2 separate regions of the Homo sapiens genome follow, and region 2 is linked to region 1. A link is a loop called in an ENCODE intact Hi-C map of the cell type or tissue named here. Cell type or tissue: MCF 10A. All regions are shown on one strand. Links, peaks and the distances in the headings refer to the core of each region. The heading gives the core; the rest is flanking DNA.

Region 1 (8,354 bases), core at 338-8,337:
TCTCAATCCTAGAAATATGAAGGCTGAGACTTATATGGCATTTTTAAAGCAACTATTAACTATATAAACACCGTATTCAACACTATCAAGAAATATCAAGAGTACGTGAGCTAAATCTTCACATTTTATTTTCAACTTAACAGTACAATTTGTTAGTATGACTTGGAAACCAAAAAGAAAACAATATAAATGCATGCATTTAACTCCTACAACTCAACAACAAAAACAAAATTTAATTCAAAAATGGAATAGACTAGAATAGACATTTCTCTGAAAATATACACATGGCCAATAAGCACATGAAAAGACGTTCAACAACATTAGTCATTAGGGAAGTGCATATCAGTGAAATATCACCTCACAGCCACTAGGATGGCTCTTAGCAAAATAGGTGAGAATGAGGGTGAATAACAAGTGTGGGCAAGGATGTAGAGAAACTGGAACCCTTACGCATTGCTGGTAGGAATGTAAAATTTTGCAGCTGTTGTGGAAGACAGTTTGGTAGTTCCTCAAAAGGTTAAACATAGCACCACAATACGATCCAGCATTCCACTTCTGTGTATAAGCCCAAAATAATTGAAAGTAGGGACCCAAACACGTACTTGTACATCCATGCTCATAGCAGCATTCGTCACAACAGAAAAAAGGCAGAAGCAGCACAATGTTCATCAACAGGGGAATGGATCAGCAGAATATGGTGCATACACTGGAATACCCACTCAGCCATAAATAGAAATGATATTCTGACACACGCCGCAACAAGGATGAACTGCAAAAACATTATGCTAAGAGAATAGCCACACACAAAGGACAAATATTGTATGATCCCACTTTGTGAGCTACCTAAAATGGTCAAAAGCATAGAGAGAGAAAGCAGAATAGGGGTGTCCAGGGCCTGGGGGCAGGGAGAATGGGGAGTTGGTGTTTAATGGGTACAGAGTTTTGGTTTGGGAAGATGAGAAGTTCTGGAGATGGATGGTGGCGATAGCTGCACAACATTGTAAGTGCAGAAATGTCACTGAACTGTGCACTTAAAAATGATGAAGATGAGCCGGGCACAGTGGCTCATGCCTGTAATCCCAGCACTTTGGGAGGCCGAGGTGGGCAAATCACCAGAGGTCAGGAGTTCGAGACCAACCTGGCCAACATGGTGAAACGCCATCTCTACTAAAAATACAAAAAATTAGCTGAGCATGGTGGTGCACACCTGTAATCCCAGCTACTCAGGAGGCTGAGGCAGAAGAATCGCTTGAACCTGGGAGGCAGAGGCTGCAGTGAGCTGAGATCGCAACACTGCACTCCAGCCTGGGCAGCAGAGTGAGACTCTGTCTCAAAAAAAAAAAAAAAAAAAAAAAGCGGTGAAGATGGTAAAGTCTATATTATATAAATTTTACCACGATTTTTTTAAAAGTCTCTCTGTTGGCTTTGTGGAGGAGAGGTTGGAGGAAGGATGGCAGGAATGGAAGCAGAAAGACCCTTTTAGGAGGCAACCGTGACAGTCAAGGCTTAGACTAGAATGGGAGTGATGCCGGTGGGTGGGGATCAGGGGTGAATTTGGATGATCCCAACATTTCCCACTTAACATCATTAATCTGTTCCTGAAAGTCAGATATTCTGTGAAAAACCACTAAAAATTTTCTTATCATTGTTTGTAAATTGAAAAAAAGTTATATTACAGTGCATGGCAACCATAACCCCAACCAATTTCCTAATATATAACTACAACACAGTGAAATGTCCACATATACATAATAAACTATTATGTCAGGATGTGAAATGCTTAAACCATCATTTCCTGACCTCCACATAGTGAATGTGCTGTTACTTATTCATCTGATTTGTAGGCAGTAGCAAGTAACAGTTTATATGCCATAATATAAGCATTTTGTTTACAATGGGCCATGACAAGTAACACACAGCAATGAATCCATTTGTTGGAAAAAATGCAGACAAAAGTTTACAATAAAAAAGTGAGGCTCAGCCAGGCGCGGTGGCTCAAGCCTGTAATCCCAGCACTTTGGGAGGACGAGGTGGGCGGATAACGAGGTCAGGAGATCGAGACCATCCTGGCTAACACGGTGAAACCCCGTCTCTATTAAAAATACAAAAAATTAGCCGGGCGTGGTGGCGGGCGCCTGTAGTTCCAGCTACTCGGGAGGCTGAGGCAGGAGAATGGCGTGAACCCGGGAGATGGAGCTTGCAGTGAGCTGAGATCGCACCACTGCACTCCAGCCTGGGTGACAGAGCGAGACTCTGTCTCAAAAAAAAAAAAAAAAAAAAGTGAGGCTCAGCCGGGCCCCATTACTCACGCCTGCAATCCTAGCACTTTGGGAGGCCGAGGTGGGAGGATCGCTTGAGGCCAGGAGTTCAAGACCAGCCTGGTCAATATAGGGAGACCCCATCTCAAATTTTTAAAAAAATGAGGCTCTTTCCTGTAATTAACTGTGATTCTTCATCTTCACAGTTTCCAGGGATGTGGGCACGGACATCTTTGGAGGCTGCTATTCTACAATGCATGAAGGATGGAGGAAGTACGAGTTGTCAAGCTGCGGAACCTGGGATCTCCTACCTCTGGCTTTCTCACTACGTGAAATGAATTTCCAAACTGTTCAAGCTAAAAAAAAAAATGCATATATCTTAGTTTGCTTTGTGGCTTTCTGACTGATATTATGAACAAATTCATGCTATATAATTGTATCCCCTTGATAACTTTTCATACTAAATTTACACTCATGAACACCAAAGTACGAAATGAAAAATTCAGGCAAGTTACAGCAAAGAGCCCAGATAAACAAGGGAAAAAATGCTTGTCTATGAGCAATCTACCAAATCAGGATCGCTACTTGGAAGCATTCAAAATTAGTCTTTATTATTAAAGTACATTTTTTTCACAGGAAGAAAGACTTCCTGTATATGTCTAAACGGTTGATGTAAAAGTGCAGCTGGCCATACATAGGCTAATCCACATTAATTTAATATTAAAATACAGTATGCCAGCTCTTTCTAAATTTGCTCCAGAGCAATAGATGTCTTGGGAGTCCATATTAATGAAACATTATGTTGCTCTAAGCAAAAAGGAGCCCTGCGGAACAGCCCTGAAAAGAAGAAAAAGACCAGGAAACTTCACAGGCTGCTCTGCTCAAAAAGAAGATTAAAAATACCCACTAGAAGAATTAGGAAACAAATACAAGAGCACCTTTTTCTTTAATTTCTCCACTTTCCTCTTTCCACATATGATTTAACACAAGTTTTGCCATAATAGGCTGTCCTTAATAAAGACAACACAGAATGAATTAATAAGTGAATGAATGAATAAAAAACAAATGATTGGATAGAATGGTTCATCATTTGGGATCAATATGTCTATGAAGGATAGTAATGAAAGTATAAGTAGTTGTCAACAGTTTCCCTCTTCTTTCTCACTCAGCAGCAGCCACATGTTCTCACTGTCCTTAAGCAGATCTAGTAGTTGCGTGGAGTGCTAAAGTCTAACTGTGAACTCATCTTTTAATGAAGACGCTAATTTTTAAATCACATGGATGCTATTGATTTGTTTGGCATATCTCATGCATCAATACATATAACATGCATCATCACATACTATAAATTTTTTAAATGTATAGACCCAAAAGATTGTTTTAAGACATAGTAGACCCAAAGTGGAACAATGAATGTGTGAACAACAGTCAAGAAAAAAGTTTAGTTAGTGCTTCATGAGAATACTCATTCAATTAGGAAGTACACCCACTGCTTACTCTAACGTACGTCCTCGTCCTAACTCAGAAACACATTTTGATACTGAGATGACTTCCTTGGCTACACAGGGCCTCCATTTCCCCCCAAAAAGAGGGTTGGATCAGGTGGTGGTTATGGCGTCTCCCAGTTCAAAAAGCCAACAGCATCATTTCAGCGAGGAGTAGTTTAAACTAATGTTTAAAGTATTACAAGTGCCAAGCACTCCAAATAGACTTTAACCACTAAGTAAGAAACCCTGGGCTATTCTCCAAGAGTCTTAAAACTTGCTTAGAGTCCAAGAAGACGGAATTGCTGAAAATAAGTTGTGTTGCCTTAAGAATAGGAACCAAAATATGGTTTTAACCAAAATATTTGATTTGTGTGTTAATACAGACACACTTTTTGTTCTCTGTCCCAGCTTTTAATATTACAAGTCATTTTAAAGTCTAAAACTACGATCAATGGGTTTTTAATGTCATATTTCTCTTAGATTGTTGCTGTTGTTGTTGTTGCTCGGGGTTTTTAATTTCATTTTTCACTAGAAATCTTAGAAATCTGTCAAAGAATAAAGTATGTCTTTGGGCATATATACTATACTTCAAGTTACATGCATTGGAAATTTTACATATGGTATTATCATTGCTTTCAGATTTAGATATTTCAGCTAACACACACGTAGACTTCCCTAAATCAATCCTACCCCTCCACTACCACCTCCACCACTGCTTTTCAAAGGATTTAGCCCATTACACAAATGTTGCTTATATGTATTTCTTCCAGGCAGCTCCCATTGTCTGCAAGTACTCTCTTCAAAAACAAATTCAAAAGTAAAGTTAAATGCAGTCATATTACAGAGATAGCAGCAACAATATTTGGTTAACATAACTTCCCAAAATGTAATGTGTGGTTCGAATAAATTTGTTGGGAAGTGAATGTTTGCAGTAGAAGAGTATAAGCAGATATAAACATCAGAACCTTTACGATTAAATCAACAGAACGCCATTGAAATGTTCTATATCAATGAAGAATGGCTTTAAAGTACAATGCTTTAGTAAACACAGACCCTCACTTTAATCAGTAATTTTAAACTTCCCTTTCACCAAACATTTCACGAATGCCTGCCAGCATGAGATATAATCGGTTAATGTAAGGTTCACCCTCTTCTCCTTTGTCTCCACTATACACATATTTTGAAAATGGAAAGACAAAAAAATGGAAACCAGGGTATTTACAAACGTAATTATTAGCACCACAAAGATCCATAATTCCCATTATTTTATACGTATATTGGAAATGGTTTGTAGCTGCATATGATACCAATACGTATTCACTCCTATCAAAAGATAACAGTCACACCTAAAGGCACATTTCTGTGAAAGCCATTTCACAAAACAGGAAAAAAACTGAATTTTGAAATGATAGAGCTTTGCGTCCTTCTGCCAGGTGTTTTATTTTTATCACATAGTTTCTGTAAGAGAAATTTAGGCACAAATAGTCTTTCTCAATTAGGCCAGCTGGTGGCGGTGTTGACTGCATACCAGAACAGCCTAAACCTGGCAAGAGCTTCTCATTGTTTCAGAAGAGTATTTCCCAAGAAATACAAATGAGTTCATCTTATCTGTGTTTTGAAACTTTCAAAGATATTATTCCCTCATATCAGCGACTACTGTGAACTCCCTTTGTAAAGCCTGATGATCCGTCTATTTCTCTTGGCTCTGTGTACAGCATTCAAGAGACAGGACGTGTTTCATTTCCAAGGCTTAGTTAATCGATGGATATACATTTTATCTGTTCACAGCTAGCACCACTGTTTACCTTGCCCATGACAGGGCTTTGAAACTACATGGGAATTTTCCTATAAGCAGAAGAAAGGGCAACATCTGCATGAGAGAAACACAAGTTTATATTCGGAGTTAGAAACATTAAAATCGTCCAGGCCGCTGTCAGATTAATGTGTATACAGACCCACTCTGGGTATGCAAATCAGGATCTTCCCACGAACTTCTCTTTAATTGTGCTTTTACTTGATATGTCCTTATCTGTGTGTGTGTGTGTAATCTGCCTACTTAATGGAACAATCTCTGACACCAGGGCTTTGAATCATGCCAACAAGATAAACTGAAACCGATCATATTGTCAAAGAGGCATTTATAAATGTAAATACTTCTGTATAATCTGAATAAAATTTTCTCTTTCTTTATTACCAAAGTTCTCAGGTTTACTTACATGCTCCTCTCCTCTCCATATGCATTGCTGAGTTAGTTGTTCATTCCTTTTCTGTAGAATAGAGTTGGCAAATTTTTCTTAAAAGATCAGATCATAAATATTTCAGGCTTTGGGGACCAAGAGGTAAAGTCGAGACTATTACGTGGGCACCTACATAACCACTTAAAAACGTAAAAGCCATTCTTAACTCAAGAGTAGTACCAGATGCAGAGGAAGGACAGATTTGGCCTTGCAGGCCAAAGTTTGCCAATCATCTTCTAGAGAATAAATTCTATCATGGGATGTATGTATATTTTTCCAGTAAAATCCACAAAGACTGGCAGAAAAAAAGACTCTAGCCTGTATATGATGTTAAAATTTTTCTAGTTAAAAATTTTCCAATTTAAAGCTACATATTAGAATTTGATACTAATCATTTATACTTTTTAAAAATGCATACTATTATCACTAAGAAATAAAAATCCTGGACCTGAGATCAGAAAATTTGGCCCAAGAGACACTCATAATGCTGCACAATGGGCTGTGTGTGGCGACAGGGGCAAGAGAAGACAACCAGAAACACCCCCAAATAAATAACCATAATGCTGTGCACAACATACCAAGCACAGCAGGCAATTTTCAGTAACCACCTTATAGCGTGTTTTAAAACTTAGTGTTGACAACACAACATTTTTTTCTTCTTATCGTTAAACATTTTTAGTTTTATTTGTTTTAACTGACTAATAACAATTATACATATTCATGGAGTTCATAATGATGTTTCAATACATATAAAGTGAGTGATCAGATCAGGGTAATCAGCATTTCCATCATCTCAAACATTTATCATTTCTTTGTGTTGGGGACATTTCATAGGCACCAATACCTTAAATTTTAAATTTAGAATTTATATATTTTTGACAATTATTAGCACTGTAGGTTTTCAAGAAAAGATCCCCCTTCTTGCAGACTTGGGACTGTGCAGGGAGCGCTCCGGAGGCCAGGACAAAGGGTATCAGCGATGGGCTGGTGTTGATGTCTCTTCCCTGGAGATCTGAGAGAATGAGGAACTAATCTGTTGAACTAACTTAGAATGAATCATGAGTTTTGGGTTCACACTTTGTTTTTTTTTTTCCTTTCACCAGCAGCATAGGGTATTTTGCAAACTAGATTAGCTAGTAGAAAAGGAATGGCATGAAATAACAGACTCACTCAATAATTATTTGACTTTGCAATATGGTCAAAAATATTCTCAGAAGCTTACTTTTTGAAAATGAAGAAAAGAAACTTGATATGCCTGCATGCTGGGCCCTGACTTAGAGCTAATAGGGACCTTCAATATCATCCAGTTCAGCCCTCTTAGTTCACAGGTGAGTAAATGACAGCCCAGAGCACTTGAGTGGCTTGCCCAAGGCCACACAGCAAGGAACTAGCTATTCCAGGCTGATGCGTAATCAATCTACTTAACAGCAAACTTTCTAGCTCCAGGGACAGAACCAAAAGCAAGTTATTTTTCTTGAAATGAATGGGTCTTTACTTAGACTCACAAGGTAAGAGTAAAATATGAGCTATTTTGAATGCTTTCCAGCATTGTCCAGAAACCCAATAAAAATGGGAATTAAGGGATACAACTCTCACTACTACTCCAGATAGGATAGGTGCAAGCTGTGGAGAGCCGGGGGTTCGGGGGGAAGTGGGAGGTGGGTGGGGGTTTGAGAGCTGGCCTGCAGATGCCCAGGAACCTGAACCCTGCCTCCTCCAGTGGTCACCAGCCACACTGTGTCTGAGGGTCTCCAATGCTGGCAGAGACCTGCAGCCTCTGTCATCGCCTCAGACTGTACCATTCAGCAGCCACCGGGCCCTCCCTTTTGTGGAATCAAAGGGAAGCATCAGGAGAGACCAGGCATCTCAAAGCTGGGCTCTCCAAACATCACGAGATCAACTCCTTAAACATAGGAAGCCAAGCCTCTCGCCCTTCACATTTAAACATCTCAAACTGCTGCGTTCTAATCAAGTCAAGCAGCCAATGTTGTTTTTAACATTTAGAGTCTCTACTTTATGGGACACTGTGATCCATACAATAAATTTTTATCACAAGCTGGCATTTGCTCAACAGGTTCCTGGCTACTGAAGTGGATTACCCTTGGGCCCTCTATCAAGATGGCTTCATGTCTGGATTCCAGGTGACTTGGATAGTTTTCACTCTACTAAACCACACTACCTATAACGCACCTGATCTCCCTTGAGTGTCAGAGTTGGACATCCTGCCCTGTAGCACCATAACGACAAGAGAACCCAATCTTGTAGAGTCAGTGTGATGGTCTGGGGACATAGGAAATGCCTCTTTCTACACAGAAGGAAGATTATATTACGTAGTCCTGGTGAGTTTTTTCCCCATAATTGTCATCCAACAT
Region 2 (8,354 bases), core at 284-8,283, 560 kb after region 1:
GATCGAAACCAAAACTGGAAAAATGTGAAAACTTTGTGTCCTTTGACTCCTTTGTTCAAGAATTGCAGGAAGATGTTTTCCAGGAGTACTTTTGAATATATAAAACCAGGAAATAACTATGTGACATTCCTAGCATTAGAACTGAAAAATGAGTCAGAGACAAAACTGAAACAAACAGAGACATCAAAGTGTCTGTTATCAAAGTGCAGATGCCTTGACTTGTTAGCAAACCTGTCCTGGTATATGCCAAGGCATGGGATCTGGTAATTATAGAGGACACTCCAAGCTGTGCCCATTGGGGTCCACAAATGCACACCTTCCCTTGTATTTATGTGAATGGTGTCCCTTGGAACATAATTTCTGAGCTTCCTGGGTTCAGATACCGGCTCTGCCACACATCCTAGCTGTGAAATGCTGGCCAAGTCTATTAAGTTCTTTCTGCCTCAGTTTCTCTCTATGTAAAATGAAGATAATATTCATACTTACCTCATAGGATTCCAGTGGGAAATTAAACACATTAATGTGTGTAGCTTTGGACTGTGACTATTTTAAAATGTTAGTAACTCTGATGATGATGATAGTACTGACATATACTTGCCACTGTGCTTTTCATTGTACAAATCAAAACATCACAAAACACTTACTTGAGAGGAGCTTTCAGTTTCATAGAAAGTCAGCATAGGTGGACACAAGTCTATTAAAATATTTATGACCTAAGCTCAAGAAGGAAGTGAGAGAGTTCTTTTTACCTTTTTAACATGTGGAGTTTACCAGATACACCTGTGCTTATAGCAGGCCAGCTATAACATTTAAATGACAATTTTTCCACTGACTGGGGGGTGGGGACGCTTTCATGACAAAACTGTTTCACCTCAGATCATCAAGCATTAGAGTTTCATAAGGAGTGTGCCACCTGGATCCCTCGCACGTGCAGTTCACAGTAGGGTTCACGCTCCTGTGAGAATCTGATGCCTTGGCTAATCTGTCAGGAGGCAGAGCTCAGGCAGTAATGCTCGCTTGCAGGCTGCTCACCTCCTGCTTTGCGGCCCAGTTCCTAACAGGCCATATACTGGTACTGGTCCCTGGCCTGGGGTTTAGGGATCCCTGCTTGAGCACACAGCAGTCATGATCTAAGGATCATTTGTTGGGCATATAGTAACACCATTCTTCCTACATTTTTGAGCCATTTGAATAAACATTCCTCACTGAATCAGATCACTTTTTTACTGACTTACTGTAAGGGAATGGGTAAAGCATCTGATGAGCGTATCAAACATCACTACAGTTTGAAGGAGCTACATCTTTCCTAAGTGCAGAGGAAGGAAGAAGCTTGTTCTCTGCTTCCTCAAGTTTTTCGCTACTAAAACAAAGTGAGCATTTGAATGGAAAACACAGCAAATTAATATTTTATGATTGTTATTTTTAACTGAAGCGAGAGGGTCAGTGAATTATTATGTTGCTAATGGAGCAAGTGTATGTAGAAGTTCAATATTAGAAGATTGAAATAAATTTTGAGGGTTGTGATTTGAAGTCATATTATCCCAAGGAAATTTTCCAAAACAGCATCAAATCTGAGCTCCCAAACATGACTTGATCATTATGAGCATTTGGGGAGCTTTATAAAATTAGAGTTTCCTGGGCCCCTCTCCAGTATACCTAATTGCAGTCTGCAGGCGTGAGGCCTGAGAATTTGTATTTTTTAAAAGTGCCACAAGGGTCTGAAAATACACTAAGAGTAGTCTATAACCTGGACCAGCTTCACTTTTTATCCTATTTTTTGAAGATCTATCATACTGAAAAATGACAAGTTTCATACTTTTTCTTACATAGATTTTTTTTCCTACATGTCTTCCTGCCTAAGATTTAATGACTACAGATCCCAGATCTCGGTAAGCCTACAAGGAGGAACTATGAGGCTGGGTGGACTTCCAGAGCCAGCATTCCAGGATCTCTTCCCCAGAGCCCTGTCCACAGTTCACAGCTGCAGAGCCCTCCAGGTCCTGTGGGGTTGTTGAATAGAGAAGCATACACAACCCTGTGCTTACATGGGGAGAAGAACTCTTTCCGCTGAAGCCACACCTCTGGTTACCACTTTCTCTTCCGATACAGGCATCCTGCTAATTTGGTGGAGTTTGTAGAGAGAAGAGAACTGGCCAGTCCCCGCCTTCCCCCCATCTCTGGCCTCACTGTTTATTGGGTCACTGTGACTATGCAGATTATATATTTCGGATAAATTATTAGCATTCATCTGAGTGCTTATTTAGGGTCCTGTTGCAAATGTTTCTTGAATATTTTAAAATTAAGGAGATGTTTAAATTGAGTACACTGAAATGTGGATGACTGTTAATGTGAATGAACTGCTTTCAGAATAAGAACATTTATTTACAAGTTCTTTAAATTGCAAAGCTTATTATACCATTGAAGCATTTCATGTGAACTTTCTGTTTTGAACTAATCTTTAAATTTTATTTGCATTCAAAGCATATTTCCTCCTGATTTGCCCATTTCTCATTGTTTGATTATCATTTTAAAATCTGTAATGTTTCATTCACCTTTTAATTTTTCCCCAATAAGGAAATACAGTTTATGAGGCACGCATAGATACTCTTCCTAATAAATGATTTAAGAGAAATATATGCATATATGCATCATATATCTGTATGTATATATACAGATATATGGGAAAAGGGATGAATATTCAGAAGGAAGATCAGTAGACTCCACACAGTCATTTTAGCCATTAGACTAGTGTTGTATGCATTAGTGTAATTTTGATGCCTTGTGGGTTTTAGATATAACTGGGAATTCCTTAAAAAACAAAAAATCTGTACCTCAGAGTCTTTGGTAGCATGTAGAAGTCTATGTATGAAAATACATTCATTTTTGATGATGATGATGATTGTTATTATTTTTGAGACGGAGTCTGACTGTGTCACCTTGGCAAGAGTGCAGTAGTGCTGTCTCAGCTCACTGTAACCTCTGCCTCCCGGACTCAAGTGATCCTCCCACCTCAGCCTCCAGAGTAGCTGGGACTACAGGCATGCGCCACCATGCCTGGCTAATTTTTGTGTTTTTGTTTTTGTTTTGTAGAGATGGGGCTTCGCTATGTTTCCCAGGCTGGTCTCAAACTCCTGGGCTCAAGTAATCACCCACCCCACCTCAGCCTCCCAAAGTGCTGGGATTACAGGGGTGAGCCACCGCACCTTGACCCCAGCCTCATTTTAGATTACTTAGGATATCATCGTCCAGGTGCAGTGGCTCACCCCTGTAAATTAACTTTTAAATACATTTAATCTAGAATGGACCATCTGTCTCCTTTTCAGAGGTTCCATATGATTTTTATATATTTGGGATAAGAATGACGTGTCCCGAATAGTACACATATAAAGGTCTTGTCAGGAAATGTATATAGCTCTCAATCAATCTATAAAATGATTTGGGTACCATTGTTAATATCCAGAGTTGAGAGGAAGTTTTGAAAATGATATTTAATCATTCCTTCAACCCAACAGTGTTAACCCTACTGTGTTATGAAGTCAAACTGAGGCCAAATTCTCTAAGGCTAGTACATTTTCTGCAGCTTCTCAGTACCAGATTTGACCTCAGATTCTGTCCCTAGACATAGAACATTCCATGGTTTCGACCACCAACCAAACACCCAGCTTTCTATATAATGCCGTAGTTTCCTTTCCCTGTGATTTTTGCTGATATACATGTGTCTTTGTTTATTTAAATGTTTTGTACCACCTCAGTGGTTTATATATGGTGCTGCAATTTTCCAAGTATTTTTTTTTTTGCCTCAGTGAAGTTATTTTAGAGAATATCTTAGATTAATAAATCTTTGGATTAGAGTAGACATACGTAAATGGGATTTGGAATGCAATTATTTAACTGGAAATCTTCATGGGTTTATCATAAAAGGAGAAAGAACCCTCTAGGTGTTGATAGGGCATTGGAAAAGTGGCCAGTAAATTCATTTCAAAATGTTAGGATAAACTCCTCAGATAGATCCAAACATTATATTTTGTTGTTTCTTTTTTCTCATCCTCCTGGGATAATCATTCACTGACCCAATCTTTGTTTAGAAGTATCCGTCTTCATCCCCTGTTCACTTAAAATGAAGTTATTCCCACGTAAGTGTGTAAAGCCCTTTCCATCATTCCACTTCTACCATTATTGGCGACTCTGTCCTATAGACCTAAGCACATTATATTTTAAACTGAGTACAAACATTTCTTCATTTTTGGCAATAAGCTGGTCAAACTTTCTGTTTTTTTAAAATCTTAGACATTTGGGAGAAGCACTGAGATGTGAGATACACTGGCAGGGAATTTGTGTTTCTCCAGGAATACTAAGCAAAATGAGAAACCCAGAATTCCAGGTGACCATAAAATTGCAGAGAATGAAGGAAAAGGGTAGTAATTTTCCTCTACGTGGCTTTTGACTTCCTTTGGCATTTTAAAGTAGGAAGATGAGCTGCCTTCACAATAAACTATATGTATCACCTCTGTACACAAGGTACTCCAGTCTCCACCTGCGGTGGCTCAGAAACATCCAGGTGTCCTGGAGTTGATGACATTCGCTGACATAAAAGCAGACTCATCAAGTCCATGGACATCTTAAAGATCATAAGTCAGATTTTTGTTCATGAACTTCTTGAAAGAGGTCATTTAAGGTTTCCCACCCTGGTTCAGGCCTACTTTAAGGGGAAATGGAATTTATAAGTTTATCTGAATTTCTTGTAAACTGTTCTGAAGTGAGCTGGAACTCTTAAGCTCATGTTAACCTCTATCTCTATCCCTAGAACAGATTCATAGGCTCCTAAAGCCGTCCTGGAGTAGAGAAGTACCTCACAAATGCATAGTCATTTTATCATGGGTTCTGAGACTATCATAGAACACAGGACATTGGGGAATGTATCATGACCCAGGAAACTGCCCCACAGTGCCCCTGGAGGAAACCTGAAGAAGTCGTTTGTTGAAACTAGAAGAGATCACTATTGCAGTGAGTGTAGATAGGGAAAGGGCATCAAGAAAGGGGTGAAGATGAGATACATGGGGATTAGAGGATATACTGAAGAGTGAAAACGTCTAATAAGAATTTCATAGTGAGAGATGGAAAATATAAGGAAATTATCATATGAATATGTGAAGAAAATTTCCCAGAGCAGAATGTAATTCTTGAGATTGTAAAGGCTGTGTAATTGTCCAGCTCAGTGGATGAACAAAGACCCACACCAAATACTGTTATTGTCATATTTCAGCATTGGAGTTAAAAAGAAGATCATAAAACTTCCAGAAGTACAGATTTCAGACACATGATCAGGAGTAAATTTGGCATTCTATCAATATTGGAATAAGAAGCCAGTAGAGCAAAACCACCCTCTAAATTTTGGAAATGACTTTTAATTTGAAATTCTAAACCAAGTCAAGGTATTACAGATATTTTCAAACACATATCATTTTTAATGTAATTATCCTCCATGTACTTTTCTGAGAAAGCTATTGGTAGATATACTCTACCAAAACAAGGGAATACATCAAGAAAGGTGAAGGTGTAGTATTCAGGAATAGTTGCAGGAGATCCAACACAGAGAGAGAAGGGAATTCTCAGGATGACAGCAAAGGAAGTCCCAAGCAGACAACAGTAGCTGGTCTAGGTGAAACGATCAGTATCGAAGGTGAAACAAACTGGATTGAACACTGATCCCTTCAAGAGAGATGTTTCCAGGAGAAGAGTATAAAGGAAGCAGTAGGTTCTCTGACAGGTTTGAAGGTATGAAAAATTACATTGGCATGTGTGTTATAGAAAGTTGGAGAGTGTGAGAAAATGATATATAAGGAAAACTAATCCGAGGAAAAAAAAAAAACTAACAGTTAAGCCTGGTGGGGAAAGGGGATGGGTTTTTAAAGAAAGGAATGAAATCATGTTATACTAGTTGACTCTGAAGAAAATAATATTTATATAGAAACTAATAATTGCTACTATGAATATAGACTTAACCAAAAATTGAGAAGTAATTATAGAGGGGAAGTGAGTTTAAAAGTATATAAATATGCTAAAAATTCTGTAGTGCTGTAATAAGTCAGTAGTTAATTCCTCAAATACATCGATCAGGAGATAACAGAATAGACACATCATTTGGCAAACTATAAGTATTGAAAGGGGACTCTGAAGAGTCTGGCAAGGTGGGAGGAGCAAGAAACAAGAGATTTCTGTTTTTTATTATCAGTCTCATCAATATTTGACTTTCTATATTACTTATATATGCTATTTTGATTAGATTAAAAATTCATTAAAAAATGTGTCATTTGGCTGTATATTATAAACAGTAGTAAAGTTTAAAAATATATTCAGGTTTAATCTTTCCTAAAAACACCAAAATGCACGTTGTATTCTAGGAACAGGAAATAATATGTTAATTCCACTTAGGAGGAAGGGAACAAACCATACTTGTTTCTTATTTTTTCTGATTTTACAAAACCAGTGACTTAAAACAACACTGCTGTGGACTGAATTGTGTCTCCCCAAAATTCATATGTTGAAGCCGTAACTCCTAATGTGATCGTATTTGGAGATGTGGCCTTTGGGAGATCACTAGGTTTAGATGAGTTCAAGAGGCCAGGGCTTCATAATGGGATTAGTGTCCTTATAAGAAGAGGAAGAGACATCAGAGCTCTCCCCCAGCCCACCACGGTTGAGAACACAGTGAGAATGCAGCCACCATCTATAAGCTAGGAAGAGCATCCTCACTAGAAAAAGACCATGCTGGTAGTGTGATCTCAGAAGTATAGCCTCCAGGACTGTGAAAAAATAAATTTCTGTGTTTAAGCGCCCAGTACAAGGTAGTTTGTATTGGCAGCCCAAGCAAACTGAGACAAACACAAATTATCATCTTACAGTTCTGGAATCAGAAGTCCAAATGAGTGTTATAGTCAAGGTATCTAGCAAAGCTACATCCCTTCCAGAGGCTCTGGGGGAGAATCTGTTTCCTTGCCTTTTCCAGTTTCTAGAGGCCACCTGCATTTCTTGGCTTGTGGCTCTCTCCAGTGCCTACAAAGTACATTCTCTGTCCTTTGCTTCCATCATCACTTACCTTCTCTGTCTTCTGACCTTTTGCCTTGTAGCCCTTTGATGACATTGGGTCCACCTAGACAGCCGGGATCACTCCCCAACTCAGCATTCTCTTAATCACATCTGTGAAGACCATCTTGCCATGTGAGGTAACATAGTCACTGATTAGGAGTTAGGGCATGAACATCTTTGGGAGGCATTACTCAGCCTACCACAAGAGGTAAAGCAGGCAGCAGCAGAACTTCTTCACACTTAATCCCTAAGTATCACGATTGTTGTCAATGAACTGGCATTCACTGAAGACCACATATTCCTCGGTACATGTGGATATAAATGAAAATTCAAATCATACAATTATATATAGCTACTATAGAAAAACATATATACTATACAAAAACGATATATACTATATATAACCGCTATAGAAAAACTATAGAAAACCTCGATATGTTGGAAAATTTGGAAACTTCATGTAAAATTTGCCTCATGAAATTTTTATCTGCTTGTTTCCTTTAAAACAGGTAGGTAAGCCAACAGCAGCTACGAGTTTAGGTGCTAGAGTCAAAGAGTTTTAAAAGCCAACTTCACTTTCTGTGTGAATCTGAACAAGTTACTCAGCCTCTCTACATTTCACTTTTGCTTCTTTATAAAATAAAGAAAATAGTAGTGTCTGCCCTACTGGGCTGTGGTAAGACCATGCCTAACTCCCATGGAGACTTTGGAGGCATTCAGTAATTGTGAGCTCTTATTATTATTATTGCTAATTATTGGCTCATCTTCTTTTTGAGAAGAGGGGCTTGTCTAATAAGCCCTAAATGCTGAAAATTTCTTTCTGAGCTGTCATACTGGAGTGTGACCATTTATTTCTGGATTTCTCACCAAGTGAGTAGGATTGATAAGATTGTTGACAGAAAGAGTGAGGTTTTCGGGATGACTCTGAAAATGTGAGAAGCAGTTCATCAAAAATAATAAGAACTTTCATAGCAATAAATGCAATGTCATATATTTAGGAACAGAAAAATGTATCTTTATGAATACGAGATGGGGAAAGACTGATAGAATATACCAGAGTGGATCACAAATGATAGAGGCTCATAAATATAAGTGTGATATTATTTAAACAGATATGCCACTTCTTTAAATGCTAGCATAATATTTAGCTATGCTACCAGCAGTAAGATACAATTAGAAAGTAATTTTAGGCTGGGTGTGGTGGCTCACACCCACAATCCCATCACTGGGAGGCTGAGGTGGAAGGACCACATGAACCCAGGAGTTCA

What was found. Hi-C counts contacts between places; a loop is a spot of excess contacts. Peaks named below come from ENCODE experiments on the same cell type or tissue, not always from the same donor. Only the 100,000 strongest peaks of a DNase experiment are listed, where the experiment ranks them.
Region 2: a loop joins it to region 1, with 7 times the contacts of the local background. A loop is called at or near these places in 2 of 110 quality-filtered maps.

Annotation. Positions count from the first base shown.
Region 1 is chr6:2,350,979-2,359,332 of GRCh38, reverse strand. The region is part of intron 4 of GMDS-DT (GMDS divergent transcript); the gene reads right to left. Among named protein-coding and RNA genes, the nearest start is that of GMDS-DT, 110 kb to the right of the region's middle. In MCF 10A, for the core only: a CTCF peak has its summit at 5,261 (motif pointing right); a DNase peak (open chromatin) is centred at 5,262.
Region 2 is chr6:1,789,759-1,798,112 of GRCh38, reverse strand. All of the region lies in intron 7 of GMDS (GDP-mannose 4,6-dehydratase), which reads left to right. Among named protein-coding and RNA genes, the nearest start is that of FOXC1, 180 kb to the right of the region's middle. RefSeq lists an enhancer at 729-908. In MCF 10A, for the core only: a CTCF peak has its summit at 4,975; a DNase peak (open chromatin) is centred at 4,942.